Regions from separate parts of the Homo sapiens genome. Here region 2 is linked to region 1. A link is a contact called in ENCODE Hi-C or POLR2A ChIA-PET data. All regions are on one chromosome and are shown on one strand. The core of a region is the stretch at or near the end of the contact, and the rest is flanking DNA. Distances in the headings are between cores, read along the strand shown. Region 1 overlaps HHIPL1 (HHIP like 1). Region 2 holds the start of TRMT61A (tRNA methyltransferase 61A).

Evidence for each region. A loop is a pair of places that touch in the nucleus more often than their neighbours do. ChIA-PET counts read pairs that join two places held with the same protein, here RNA polymerase II (POLR2A).
Region 2: a loop to region 1 is called in a map of breast epithelium, with 13 times the contacts of the local background. The contact joins the promoter of TRMT61A here to the enhancer-like site in region 1. A Hi-C loop is called at or near these places in 1 of 168 maps with a recorded cell type or tissue (breast epithelium). POLR2A ChIA-PET finds 5 or more read pairs at or near these places in 1 of 52 experiments (BJ).

The regions. Positions count from the first base shown.
Region 1 is chr14:99,668,470-99,675,644 of GRCh38, reverse strand. It overlaps HHIPL1 (HHIP like 1), which reads right to left. Exons shown (of 9, transcript NM_001127258.3): 8 at 3,246-3,328; 9 at 1-554. The coding sequence ends at 19. Among named protein-coding and RNA genes, the nearest start is that of CYP46A1, 12 kb to the left of the region's middle. RefSeq lists enhancers at 1-552, 3,284-3,883, 3,884-4,485, 4,486-5,085, 6,027-6,568. Within about 2 kb of position 2,885, at least 3 of the 41 ENCODE cell types and tissues checked have a DNase peak (open chromatin) inside an H3K27ac peak, as active enhancers do; they include breast epithelium, where a contact is called at or near this core.
Region 2 is chr14:103,526,863-103,534,222 of GRCh38, reverse strand. It overlaps TRMT61A (tRNA methyltransferase 61A), which reads right to left and starts at 5,027. Exons shown (of 4, transcript NM_152307.3): 1 at 4,962-5,027; 2 at 3,914-4,273; 3 at 1,375-1,641. The coding sequence starts at 4,244. RefSeq lists an enhancer at 856-1,355 and silencers at 4,871-5,040, 5,051-5,100.

The DNA.
Region 1 (7,175 bases), core at 1,636-4,135:
GGGGCAGCGGCGTGTTGCCTACAGGTCGGGGTTCTGGTGGCTGCACACGACGCCCGCATCCTCGTCGTGCTCGCAGTTGTGGGTGCCCACGCCGTTGTGCTGGCACTCCAGCAGGTTCCGCTCCCAGCCCGCGCAGCGCACATCGTCCAGCAGAATGGGCAGCGAGCCGCCCTGGCCGAACTCGGCTCTCTTGACGGCGCGCACGGCGTAGGCAAACCCCAGCTGGCGACACACGACGGCGGCGCCGCTGATGTTCCAGGAGTCGTCGCACACGGTGCCCCAGCGTCCGCCCACGAACACCTCCACGCGCCCGCTGCCAGAGCTCAGGCCCGCGGGCCGCACCAGGCGCACCTCGCCATCCCGGAACGCCCGGCTCGCCGAGTTCAGCCGCCCCCGCCGCCGCCCGCCGCCCCTCCGGCTCCCTGGCTGCTGGGTGGGCCGCGCTGGCCGCGGGGTTGGCGCGGGGGGAGCGGCCGTGGGGCGCCCTCGGCGGGGCGCCCGCGTGGGCGCCCGCGCTGTAGGCCGCGGGGTGCTCCGTGTCTTCGGGATGAACTCTGCGCAGAGGAAGAGTATGCCGTCAGAGGGACCCAGGCGCCCCTGTCCAGCCCTGCTGCCCACCCTGTGCTGCCCTGCAACCTGTGCGGAGAGCGCAGACTCGGGGAAGGATGTCCTGGGTCTGTCCTGCACTCACACCCAGAAGACGGGATGCCGCCTGCGCTCCCAGTCGTGCTTCCCAGGTCACCCGGACCCAGCAAGATGCCGGCCTGGACTCAGGGGCCAGGGGCTTTTTCAGTCATACAGCAAACACTATCAACTGCTTTGTGCCAGTCTGCTGTTGCTGCGTCTCCCTACCCCAAGCCCCACCTTCCCAGGAGTCCCTAGGTTGGTGGGGGAGCCAGCTCCTGGCACTTCATAACTCTGGAAGGCAATGAAAGGAAGGAGTGTCTGGGAAGGCTTCTAAGAGAAAGTCACCGTTTCATCTTCCAGGCCTTGGTTGTGAGGGTGAGGAAGCTGAGGCCCACAGATGGGTAAAAACTGCTGCGGGTCTGTGGTGGCCAGTGGCCAGCAGGTTGGGAACGGGATACACACAGGGATCCCTGGGGTCAGGGTGAATCTCTTTCCTCCTGGTTCCCAAGGTTGGCACCAGCGGGTTGTCACAGCGGGTACGATGGGGGAACTCTGGTTGTGTCTGGGGAACAAGGCAGAGCCCCTATACCCCACCACAGAGCCTGGGTGCAGTCGGTGCTAGGGAGCTGAGGCAGGTGATTTCCTTTGTCTCTGCAGAATGTGGGGACACGCTTGGCCCAGGTCAGCCACAGGGATAGACCTCAATCTACACTTTGCTGTGCCCAGCTCTACTCCACACAGGTGCAGTGCCAGGCACTGGGCACTGCCATGCGTCACAGCCCAAGACTGTTCAATTACTATGGGGAGGATCCTGGGGCCACCAGGCCAAACCTCTTTAATCCCGCCCCACTTCAGCCAGTCCCACTTTGAAAACCACTGAGAGAGAGCTGAGAAAGGGCCTCTCAGCACAAGGCCAAGCACAGGCCAGGGCCCAGAGCACCATGACATGGGCAAGGCGCTCCCTGTCCCTGCACCCTGGCCCCTGGCCCCCACCTCCTGCTCCTCAGGCTGCCTCACCTCTCCCACTGTGGCTCTTGCTGTTCCCTCTGCCTGCACTGCCACCCCCCTCGGTGCACCCTCCTGAGTGAACCTCCCTCTTGGTGCCAGCCCCCCTCAGTGCACTCCCCCAGGTGCACCCCCCCGTGCAACCTGCCTGGGTGCATCCCCCAACTCTGTGCACCCCCCCTCCATGCCGCCCCCCTCAGTGCACCCCCCCTCCATGCCACCCCCCTTAATGCACCACCCCCTCCGTGCCACCCCCTCAGTGCACCCCCCTCCATTCCACCCCCCTCAGTGCAACCCCTCCAGGTGCACCCCCCTCAGTGCACCACCCCCTCTGTGCCACCCCCCTCAGTGCACCCCCCCTCCATGCCATCCCCCTCAGTGCACCCCCTCCAGGTGTACCCCCCTCAGTGCCATACCCACTCAGTGCCATCCCCCTAGCTGCCACCCCCCTCAGTGCAACCCCCTATTGGTGCACCCTTCCTCTTCTTTTCAGACTCCAGGAACCCCTACCCCCAACCCCAGTCTCCACTGTTCTGGGTGGGTCCTCACGGTACCTGGCACACACTTCGATCACAAGGCCTTGGACAGTAAATGACATCTCTGTCCGTCCCAGCCAGAACAGGGCCTAGTCTGACTTCTCACTGTGGCTCTGGCATCCAGCATGGAGCCAGTAACTAACAAAAGTGCCAGAAACTGCTGAATGAGTAAATGAAAAACTCACCAAGCCCTGAAACCAACTGTGGCCAGAACTCACTTCCAAAATCACTGAGCTCAGACCCTTCCCCCTCTACCCGGGTACCTCTTCAGCCCAGGTGCCTAGCCTCCCTCTCTTCTTGCCCTCCCCACCCCCATACACACCCAGTCTGCCAATGGGTGGCCTGCTGAGCCCACTTGGCCTGCTGAAATATTTTCCTTGGCTCGCGGAGTGGTTTTTAAAATTCTGAACTAGTCGCCAACACTTTGAATTGGGAGGTTGTACCTAACAGGCTGAGAAGGCGAGGACTGCAGTGTCTCGCCGTGTGCTGTATCCCCAGGGCAGGGCACGTGTCCGTGGTGAATGAGTGGATGGGGGGATTTTCTGCTTCTCTGAAGAATTGGAAGACCTGGCAACACAGGGTCTTTGTTCCCACCTAACTTGGGCCCAGGGGAACAGCCCCAGCCTGGGGCATCCCCTTCCCCCAGTCCCAGGCCCCATGGGCAGTCATTTGTGGCCCTGCTCTGTCGTCTCTCCTCATCAGGCTTGTCAACAATCTATGAAGGCCCAGCCCATATGCCAGCCCCTCCCACAAACAACTCTTCCGGTCTCCCTTGCTTACACACAGATACATCCTCTTTCTCTGTCCCTCCCAAGAACTCACAGAGTACCTTGCCTGGCACCAGCTATTTCTCTCTTGGTTTAAGGAATTGTGACCAATCAAGCAAGACCCAGTTTAGTTAAAGTCCCATCCACCTTACCACCATGTCTAATGTGTGCCAGGCACAGTGCTAGGCACAGGGGCTGAAGAGGGGCATCTAGGTCCAGCTGGTAAGACCCGAGTCTGGCTGGAAAGGCAGCCGTTGTGGGCTGCGGGATCTCTCCCCCAACCCTCAGTGTCCCACTGGCAGGCACTTACTTTCTTTGGGCACAAAGGGGATGAGACGGCTTCTGATCTTCACCTGAGCAGGCTGGATCTGACATTTGCCAGGTGGTGCCCGCCTGCCAACGACACACAGGAGGTTATGAGTCTCACCCTGGGAGCCCACCCTGAGGGTGCCTTTTCTCTACAGTGAGGCAGGTATGAACAGCAACGATAGTAACAGGCGGCCATTCACCATGCACCTACTGTGTGGCCTGCAGCTTCCCTGCCCACTCCATGCCCCCAGGATTCTAAGAGCTCCAGGGCATAAATCCCCTATAACAGCCTACCGGCTGCACGCTCAGCCTCTGCTGGAATAGCACCAGGGCTGGAGGCTTACTCTTTCCCAGGACATTTCTAATCCAGAGCATGGACTCTGTCCTCAGGGTGTGAACAAATGCCAGTCTCTCTCCTCCCACAGCCTGCCGTCTGATTCCTGAAATGCAGCCTGATTCCTGCCCGCCACCCTCTCCCACCAGCCCTACAGCCTTTGAGGAGGGTCTCTCTCTGCCCCTCTGGTTCCTGGATTTCTGATGCAGGATCTGAGAGGCTCCTCTGCCTGGAACCACCTAAAGGACGGGGGCGGCGGGGGTGGTAAGGAAAGCAAGCCTTGTGCCTGGAGGCAGAGCTGAGGGATTTGGGGCCTTGGCATGTGGGGTGTGAGAGAGCAGGGAGACAAAAGAGTCAGAGAAGGGTGCCAGGGCTAGGAATTGGGTCTCCTTTGACATTTTTAAGGGCACAATAGGGAATGGAATTCCGTTTTAATTAGTTTTTGGCCGTCGATCTGTGATTCTTTGGGAATGACCCCATTCCAGGACAGACCCACGTGGGCCCACGACTTCAATAGGATTCCAGTGGAAAGGCCAAGGGGTGAAGCAGCCACGTGACACGGAGTGGCCTCCAGACAGGCTTGGCCGAAGAGGGACACAAAAGAGGGACAAGGGTCTTTGTCCCCAGAGGCTGCAGAAACACAACCAGGCACATACGCTTCTCAAAGCTGCAGGAAAAGCGAGGTTTTTTTCTTGCTCTGACCTCCAGAGAACATCCACACACTTCAGACAGACCCAGTGGGGCTTTTGTTCCTTAAGGAAATTGCATTAAAAGTCTTTGTTATGCAAAAGGGTAGGATATCCACCCCAAAATGCCACAGTGGTTACGTGTGGGTAGTAACAGATGACCTGACCCTACCTCCTCCACTCCCCATTTATTTCATTTTCCAAATGTACTATAATGGGACCTCTGTGTAATATGTGTGGGTGCAAAGAAACAGTTATTCCAAGACAGGAGAATGAAGGGAGAAGGGTCAGGGCGGGAGGAGGAATCTAGCCCACTTCTGGCTCCTAACACAAGACCGTGAGCGAGAGAACTCCTTAAGTCTCGTTGGGGTCCCTCTCTATGACATGGGGACAACAAGCCAATAGGGAAACGGGATTGGAAAAACCGAAGATGATGGCTCTAAGGCAACATCTGGCATGAATTAGGCACTCACTTGGTATATGTAGCATTTCCTCAGAGGAGCATTCTTTTTTGAAAATTGGAAATAACCTAAAATTCCAAGGAATGGGTTATAGTGACTCAGCAGAAAATCAAGCAGCCATTAGAAATGGTTTTTTGGAGGGCGATGTTTGCAACGTTTAGACAAAATGGGCATAAATGAAGGAAAAAGAACCAAGTCTGCGTGTGATCCAAATACAACCACATAAATCCTGGCGCTGCATAGATAACAATGGATGGGACCTCAGGGAAATGAGAAGGAAGGGATGGAAGCAGGAAGTGATTATGTTTTATTTGATAAAAAGTCATGTCAATAATTTATGTGTGCTCTTAAACAAGAAAAAAAAAAGTCTGGTAAACAAGGAAAGTGAGAAGCTGACACAAACAGGGGAAAGCTAAGCAGACGCAACCACTAAAGGCAACACAGGATCCTGGAACAGGAAAAGGGCATTGGGGAACAACTAGAAACATCCTTTGAAAAAGAGTGTGGAGTCTGGGCGTGGGGGCTCACACCCGTAATCCCAGCACTTTGGGAGGCCGAGGTGGGCCGATCACTTGAGGTCAGGAGTTTAAGACCAGCCTAGCCAACATGGCAAAACCCCATCTCTACTAAAAATACAAAAATTAGCCAGGCATGGTGGCAGGCACCTGTAGTCCCAGCTACTCGGGAGGCTGAGGCAGGAGAATCACTTGAACCCGGGAGGCAGAGGTTGCAATGAGTTGAGATCATGCTACTGCGCTCCAGCCTGGGAGACAGAGCAAGACTCCGTCTCAAAAAAAAAAAAAAAGTAAAAGACTGGAGTTGTAGAGTTTAATTAATAGTGATGGACTGATACTAGTTGACTAATTTTGACATGTACACTATGGTAATGTGAGGTGTTCATAATAAGGGACACAGGGTAAGGGGCATACAGGAAACACTGTAGTTTTTACAACTTATCTGTAAATCTGAAACTATTCTAAAATGTCTTTTGTTTTGAGATAGGGTCTTGCTCTGTTATCCAGGCTGGAGGGCAGTGGTGCGATCATAGCTCACTGCAGCCTCGACCTCCTGAGTTCGAGTGATCCTCTCACCTTAGCATCCCAAGTAGCTGGGACTATAGATGTGCGCCAGCACACCAGACTAATTTTTTAATTTTTTGTTGAGATGGGGTCTTGCTATGTTGACCAAGCTGGTCTTGAATTTCTGGGCTCATGAAACTCTCCGACTTCAGCCTCCCAAAGTGCTGGGATTACAGGTGTGAGCCACTGAGCCCAGTGTAAAAGATTTTAAGCACAATAAGTGTTTTAGAATTTTTCTTTTTGTAAAATTAATTAATTTTTTTAGAGACAAGTTCTCCCTGTGTTGCCCGGGCTGGACTTGAACTCCTCCCATCTGCCTCCCAAGAACGTGAAACATGCCAGCTTGTTTCAGGATTTTCCCAAACCTGGTGTGTCTCAAAGTTTAGGGTAACTAAACACAGTGGGGACTCCTAGAGTCTGCCAAAGGTGTGGATTCTCGGAGTGCAACCTCAGGCCTTGCGTTAGAGACAAGTACAAGCTGTGTCCGTACCCAGTGTTGAAGAGACGTTCAGACTGCTGTGGAAGCCAGCAGAGAAGCGAAAATCTAAGGGCTGAGAAGCAGCTTAGAAAGCTGATCACTCATTTATTCATCAAGTGTTCCTGAGTCTCTGCTCCGTGCCATTCCCAGCACCTGGGCGGCCTCTGCAGAGTGAAGAGATACAGGCTTGGCCCTGAGACTCCCAGAGCAGCTGGGAGAGAGTCAGTCGTGTAGCCCAGGGATTACCAAGTCTGAGTGATGAGAGCTGAGGAAGGGCTGGACAGAGGCCTGGAGGGCAACGTGGGTTGGGGAAGGTGCTTGAAGAGGGTGAGGTGAAGGCACACAGCCAAGGGGTTAGGGCAGGGCTCTGGAGCCAGTGGCCTGGGCCCCACCCTGGCCCTGGGCCCCAGGCCCATGACTTCGTGTCTTTGTGCTCATTTCCACCACTGTAAAATGAACGGCTGAGACGTCAATGAGCTGCACACGGAAGGAGCTGGGACATAGCCGGGCATGGCGCTTCTGGCCTTACAGCTAGAAGGGAAGCCGGGGAGATGGAGCCGGCGAAGGGAGCCCCAATGTGTTTTCCCCAGTGGAAGATGGACCACAGGAGGAAGGGCAGGCACGGGGCGGGGACACACAGGGATCAGGGTGTCATCTGGGAGGCATCACAGAGGCAAATTGGGGGCTGGGGTGTGGGGGTGCAGGGGCAGCCCAGGAAATGAGGAATGAGGGGCCTGCTAGACAGGAGGAAGACGCAGGGAGGGCGGGCCAGGCAAGAAAGCCAAGTGAAGCCTCGGCCCGCGGCCCCAGTCACCTCTCCAGCTCCCTCCTATCCTAATAGACCTGTGCTTTGAGGCGTGCAGACCCGGGTCTGAATCCTGGGTCTGCCCCTT
Region 2 (7,360 bases), core at 3,778-6,277, 3.9 Mb before region 1:
GCTGGAGCTCTGGGCCCGGAGCAGCTCTGACAGCACGGCAGCGTGGGGCGGTGCGGGGGCCGCTGCTGTCACAGGAAATTAGAGGCTGTCGCTGCTCCCGGGAACAGGAGGCGCCTACTCGAAGCAGAGCCCGAGCATGACAGCCCCTCCCTGCCGCCTCCCACCAGGGCAGCCACGGGCTTCACTTGGCCTGGCCTGCAGTGAATGAGAACCCAGCCCGGGTCCCTGTCCTGGCAGGGAGGACCTGGGGAAGCCAGGGCCGGGTAGAGGTATGTGGCCCAGGCAAGTGTCCTCAAACGTCCCTGAGGTTTGGTCTCCTCAGCTGTACCCTAACACGGGGCCGCCAGGAGGTTCGGGGTTAGAGGAGGCACCTGCTGTGTGACAACAGCCTAGACAGGGCACAGAGGCTGAGCATGCCGCATCCTCCCCAGCGGGCTCCCGTGGCCGGCAGGAGATGCCGGGCCCATGAATGAGCCAGGAGCCTTTGGACCCAGAAGGGGGAGCTCGCAGGGAAAGGGACAGGTCCCAGAGGCAGGCGCGGGTTCCCCGAGCCACGCTGGAGGAAGGAGTCACAAAGGCAGCAGGGGGGCCCCAGGGGAGGCTCTGCCGGGTTCAGCCTCCCTGGGACTATGGTCCAGGCCCAGAAGTGTCCCCAGAGCAGGAAGCCTAGGAGGCAGGGTGTGGAGATCCCCACAGCTACCCACCTCAGCAGAGACCAGGACCCAGGAGTCAGGGCTGGGCTGGAGCCAGCAGGGGACCCCCGGCCACAGCCTTGCTGTTCGCACCAGGCCTCGGCTCATCTTTGAGGTGGGGTGGGGCGCCCAGCACCTCCACCCTTCAACCCTCTCAGAATACAACTCTCAGCTGGGAAGAAGGAAGGGGCCCCTGCTGCCTGAGCTGCTCCTTCTCCAGAAAAGGGAAAAACCCTGGGCCTCCCAGCCACCTCCCTGGCTTGAGGCCCGACCTTCCCCAGGGCTGCCCCGCCTCCGCACCCAGCATCTTCCCTAAAAGGGGCCAGCTCCCTGGGCTCCAGAGCCTGGGGGAGGAGAGGTTTTGGGAAACAGCAGGGAGGGGACTCCAGACTCCTCCGGCCGGGCCTGCCCTGCACTTGGGTGGCGCTGCCACCTTCCTCCATCAGGGGGTTGGGAGAGGCCAGAGACCAGGAGCAGGGCCCAGCCAGGGACCATCCTCCCCAGCTCTGCCTCCCCTGGCCAGCCTGACCCACTCCTCACCTCAGGCCAAAGTGGGGCCCTGGCCTGGCCACTGCCATGGTGTGGCTTGGTCTCTGGACCCCTCTGAGATCCCAGGAGCTCAGTCCTGCACCCTTGCCCCACCCCCACCCAGGCTGTACCTCTCCCGGAACCCCGGATGCACCTTCGACCTTGAGGGCGTCCCAGGCGTGGCCCACGGCCTCCCAGGGTGATGGGATGTCCAGGAAGACGGCGTCGGCCACGTGGCTCACGCCAAAGCCACTGCGGCACACGTCCTGGGTGCGCACAGTCACCCAGCGGCCCACACGGTGCTCCTGGAACTCCTCCCGGGCCTTCTCTGCCCGCTGCTGGTGGAACTCCACCGTGTGCAGGTGACCCGTGGGTGCAATGGTGCGGATGATGGCGTGGGACACAGAGCCACTGCCGGTGCCTGGCAGGACAAGAAGGGATGGGCAAGGCATCAGTTGGGACTGCTCGGGACCCACAGCCTCCCAGGAAACAACCCCCACCTCACCCTGGAGACCCACACAGGGCTTGGGAGGACCCCAAGCTACAGGTGGGCGTCATTCCAGGGCTGTATGGTCCTGGCTGCCTAAAGCCCCAGGCTAGCCCTGGGTTGGGCACCCTGTCTAGGGGTGAGCTGGGGTTGACAGGCTGTGTATGCCGTGCTGTCTGTTGTGGGCACAGGCGAGGCCAGTGGCAACCCTGCCCTATCCTGCCTAGCGCAGGTATAGGGAATGAGAGCAGCCCAGCTGCCTGGAGCCTCCGGGGAAATCTGTGCAAGGGGGACAGGGAGGCCATCCCATCACTCAGCCCTGTCTTATTCCATGCATGGCCCATCACTTCCTCAATCCCCGTCAACAGTGGCCCACCCTGCCGGTCCTCATGCCCACCTCTCCCCAGAAGCTCCTTGGTCCCCTTGAGACAGCCCACCCCCACCAAGCCTGCCCAAACCTGCCCCCACCACACAGGGGCTGGGGCTCTGCCCTGGCCTGGTTGGACTCAGGACGCAGGGCCTGGCCACCAGCCACACGGCCCCAGTCCTCCCCAGCGCACCTGCCCCCAGCTTCCCTCCCCAGCTTCCCTCAAGATGGCCCCTCTGCTTGACTTCCTGTCTTATGGAGAGGGTCAAGGCTTGCATCCCTCCTCCCACTCCAGCTTCAGGGGCCATCTACCTGATGCCACTCCCATCCCCAGGCCCCTCCACTGGAGACTCCTGCTAGAGCAGCCACTGCACACTTGCCACCCATGCCTGGAACCCAAATAGCGCTGAGCATCGCAAGTGCTTGGGCCAGACCCATGGAGGTGCCTCCACTCCCTCTATCCCGTCCCACGTCCTGCCACCTCCCACATTCCTTTCAGGGGCCAGCCCCTCTCCCCACCTGTCCAGCCCCTCCCCTGGGTGCCCCCAGCCTGCTGCCTCGCCCCTCTGCAAAGCCTGGCCATGCCCCCTTCCCACTAAGGGGCAAGTCAGACTTGTTAGCCTCCGGGGTGGAGCTCGCTTCCCCTCCAACCTCACTCCCAGCCCCTCTGCCTCCCCCACTGAGCCTGACTCGGCAGCATGCTCCAACTGCAGGGCCTCGGCACGGCTCCTCCTTGGTGCAGAGCTGTCCCTTGGCTCTTCGTAGGTCCCTCCTCATCATTTTCAACTCAAATGTCCCCTCCTCAGAGAGGTCTTCCCTGCCTGGCCTAGCTGGAGAGTCCCCACTCTGGGTACCCCTCAGACACGCAGCCCTGTCTCACAGGCTTCACAGCAACCAGCGGCACTGAGATGCTCACCTAGGCTGTGTCCCCCTCCTCGAGGGCAGGAACCTGGTCTCTCTAGTTCACGGTTCCTAGGAGGGGACCTGGCATATCTGAGGAGGCCAGGAGAAGGTGCTGCTTGATTGAGCTCTCTCGCGAGAGTGGGGCAGGGGCGGAGAGGCCAGCACCCACCACAGGATGCACAGGAGCAGCAGCTGATGGAGTTGGCTAAGTCCTGCTCTCCACCCCTCCCACCCAGACACCCCAGGGAGGGACATGGTGACCTGCAGCCCTCAGAAAGCCAGCATGGCAGTGCTAGGCACTCTTCGTGAACCTGGACCCTAGCTCTCCTGCCCGGGAGGAACACGCCACCAACAACCTAGATGCATCAGCGCCTGGGGCCAATCTTGGCTTCAATCGCCACACTGGGCGGCCCCAGCACCTGTATATGTGCAGGGGTTCCCACAGCCCAGGCCCTGGACTCAACAATGGTGCTCACATTCATTGGTAGCAGGTGAGGATCTGATCATGGATGAGGATGGGGAAGGCTCCCCACCTACAGTGAGCTCCTCGGGGTAGCCCTGGCCTCTTTCCAGAAGGGGCAACTCTCTCTGCTTCACCATCAGCACGGAGGACTAGAGGTTGACGGTCAGTACCTAGGACAGCGCCAAGCATCAAGCTGGCCACGCCCCACCAAGGCAAGCAGGACCCTCACTAGAGCACCAGTCCTCCCCAGCTCCTCCTGGTCCATTTCCCACCACCTCTCACTCCAGTTACAGCACCAGCCTCCTAACGGGCTTCTCTGCCTCCACCTTCACTCCCTGCTGTCAGCATCCCGGAAAGATGTGAAAATAGAAACTGAGGAGCCACATGTGTCTGTAGGAAGGGCAGGCTGGAGGCTCTGACCTCCACCTTTGTGTCAATTTCTGCGTTAAACTGAGGCAGCCTGAGGAACTCACCAGACTCACAGACCACAGAGCCGGGCCGAAGCTCCAACATCATGGTGATGAGGGCGATGTCTGTGGAGTAGAGGATCTGCGTGCGGTGCGGCAGGTTCAGCGTCCAGAGCTCGGGCGTGGGGTGCAGCACATACACCCAGCCACCTCGGCCGCACGTCACCTTGGAGCCGAAGGGGCGGCCGATAAGGTCAACTGAGTGCCGCAGGACACCATGCCGGGTCTGGGTCTGTGCCCCACGCTGCACACGCACCGCCACCATTGCACCATGGCCCAGTGACAGGATGGCCGTGTCACCCTCCTTGATCAGCTCCTCGTATGCCACGAAGCTCATGGTGCTAATGTCTGGCAAGGGCCAAGGACCTGGGGAGGGGTGTGTGTAGGCATGAGCAAGTCAGGAGGCAGGATGAGGGCCTAGGGTCTAGGTAGAAGGCTTCGAGGCCTACATCCCAGCAGTGGGCATGGGCGGGGTGTGGCTAGCTCAGCCTCAGTCTCTGCCACTGCCTGACAGGGAGCCCAATAGCGCTGCACTCTGGCCTGGCCTCTGAAGCCTTTCTTGGTCTAGGACAAGAGACAGGGACTATGAGCCTAAATCAGAGATGAAAAGACTGAGGCTTGGCAATGGCGGAGTTCGGTCCCAAGGATTCCCGGAGTGAGGACCCGACCCTCCCATCACCCTTCTCCAGGAGCTTGACTCCCATTCCCAAGATGTGAGATGAGGAAGCGCCTTTGCGAGGTGTCCACCGGCGGGGGAGAGGCAAATGGTCAATGAGGTCACCTCCAAGCCAGGCTTGATTCCTCACCCCAGTCTCCCCCACGGGGGCTAGGTGGCAGGGTATGACAGAGGATTCAGGGCTCCCCAGTAAGGGGCTGGGGACGCGGAGCTGGCCGTCCACGCAAACACCGCCCAGCCGATGCAGAGGCAACAAGGGGCCAGGCCGGGCCGGCGGGGGCCGCCCATGCGAGGCTGGAGGGACAGGCCCTGCGCGCCGTGCCCGGCCCGGGTCACCCTCACCCGCGCCCTGCCACCCTGTACCCCGCGGAGTCTCACCTGCGACGCTCCTGCTGCCGGGGCTCCACACGTGCCTCCGCGACGCGCGGCGGCGGCGGCCACAACACTTCCGGCTCCGCGCCCGCTGATGACGTCGCGCCCCGCCTCCGCCTCCCCCTCCCCCCCTCCGCGCACGGGATCCTGGGAGCGCCAGGCTGCCCTTCCCGCCCCTCCCAGAGGACGTTTCCTGGGCGACTTCTTCCCTCATGTGAGCTGCTCTGTTTACATTTGCTGGTCGCTGGAAGATCGAAAGACTGGACAAAATCCATATGGCGGCCGGCCGGCGCGGTGGCTCTCGCCTGTGATCCCGCGCTTTGGGAGGCCGAGGCGGGAGGTTCTTCTGAGCTGAAGAGTTCGAGACCAGCCCGGGAAACGTAGTGAGACCCCCACCATCTCTACAAATAATAACAAACAAACAAAAGGTCCCCCCGCCCCGCCGGCCGCGGGTTGCCGTCGCACCCAGGCACATTTGAAGGGCGGCAGGAGCCAAGGCCTGGCTGTCACTGCTGTCCCGGACCCCTTTGACGGCCCCTGGGGGTTCACCAGAGGGCTGGCCCGTGGCTCACTGCCCAGTCCTCTATGAGGACACTTCGCCATAGACATTTTGTTATTGCAGACTGCTCTGGGAACACCCCTGACTGGGCCCTAAAATGAATTCCAGAAAAGGAATCGCAGGTCAAGGGGCGGTTCTAAAAGGCTTGGGCTAGGGTCAGCCAGAGCTCTGTGCAGCAGATGGGGGCCTGGAAAAGTCTGCAGAAGTGGCCTTCCGCCCAGGCCCTGCCTCCCCCGACGGGGGCACGTTGTCCTGAGTGCAGAGCTGCTTCTAGGAGGGAGTAGGGGTCCTGTGTCCCCTCCTGCGAACCAAGGCATAATGAGAACTGGATGACTTGGGCCCACTTTTGGGTCTGGTGAGCAGCCTGGGCAGGAGACTGGAGGAGGTGCTGCTGGAGGATGGGCAGAACAGGGAAGCGGGAGTGGCGTTCTGTCTCAGCAACACCATTCCCAGCTGGCTCCTCTGTGGAGTGTGTGTGCAGGGGAGCGGGGGCAGGGGACACGGATTTTCTTCCTCCAGCTCTTAGCTCTCAGGACCAGAGCTTGGAGAGGAACAGAGACCCCCCTACCCAGCCTAGGGTTTAGCCTGCGCCCGAACCCAAGCCAGTTAGCAATGACCCTAGGGCACCCTCCCCAGTCACTCAGCCACTCCAGCCTGGTAAGATGAGGTGGCCAGGCTCCTGCAGAGCGAGCTCCCCTCTGGAGCCCTGGCAGCCTGTAGAGCACTCTCAACTCTCTCGCCTCTGGGGCAGGCCAGGCCAGGCTGTTTGTGGCCCTTGCATTGGCTTCTCAGGGTCCATCATGGAAACCTAGGGGTCCAACCTCAGCCCCTCTGTGTCCCTGCCCTAGCTGCGGCTGAGAGCCCCCAGGAGTAAGCTGGTGAGAGGCCTTCCATGGCCTCCCACTCTCTGTGGGCTCCTGTCCCTGTGGGGCCACCACGCTGGCCACCAGCTGCCTCTACTTCTGCCTTACAGCCTCCCTGCCTTCTGCTCTCAACGTTGAAACAGCCCCCTCCACAGCTCCCGAACCTGTGTTCCAGCGGATGCTTCTCTCCCTTGATGATGCACCCGCCTGAGTCACCCCCTAATTTCTCCCCTGGGGGATTCTGACTTTCCACTTCTCTTGGGTTTCTCTTCCCCAGCCTCTCAGCTGTGGTTGGTGTGGAGTCAGGGCCGGGTGCCTATAAGGGCCTAAGGTAGGACTTGGTGACTCGGCGGTGGTTTCCCTTGGTTCCGACTTCCCTCTTGCCTCTCTGTCTATTACTGGCTGGTCAACTCCTCCAGTGCCCCTTCCTCCAGGCAGCCTCCTCAGCCCTGCCCACCTGCTCCATCTGAGCCTGCCCCAGTCCCCAGCCTGAGTCCTCAAGCAGAACCAATCCCCCCTACCTCAGCTGATGATTCCCTGTGCAGAGTTTGTATTGGGGCTCCCCTAACAAGAGCTGATGCTGTATATGCCCAGCTGTGCCATCTCATTGACTTCTCCCCAGGATCCTAGGAGGGAGGGAACACTTTACAGATGGGGAAACTGAAACTCAGAGATGTTAAATAACTTGCCTGAAGTCACAGCCAGTGAGGTCAAAGTGGGATTAGGATTTAAAGCCAATAAACCCCCAAAGCTCAGCACTGAGGAGGCTGAAGAGGGAGGACTGCTTGAGGCCAGGAGTTGGAGTTCTGCCTGGACAACATAGCAAGACCCTATCTCTTAATTAAGAATTAAAGCCAGTAAACCGGCTTCAGAGAACCAATGGCTGATTTGAAGAAAGGTGGGAACAGGCAGGAAGGATGCCCACTGGGGAGGCTGCTGTGCCCAAATCCCTGGCAGGGACCACGTGACTGCAGTCCCTCCCC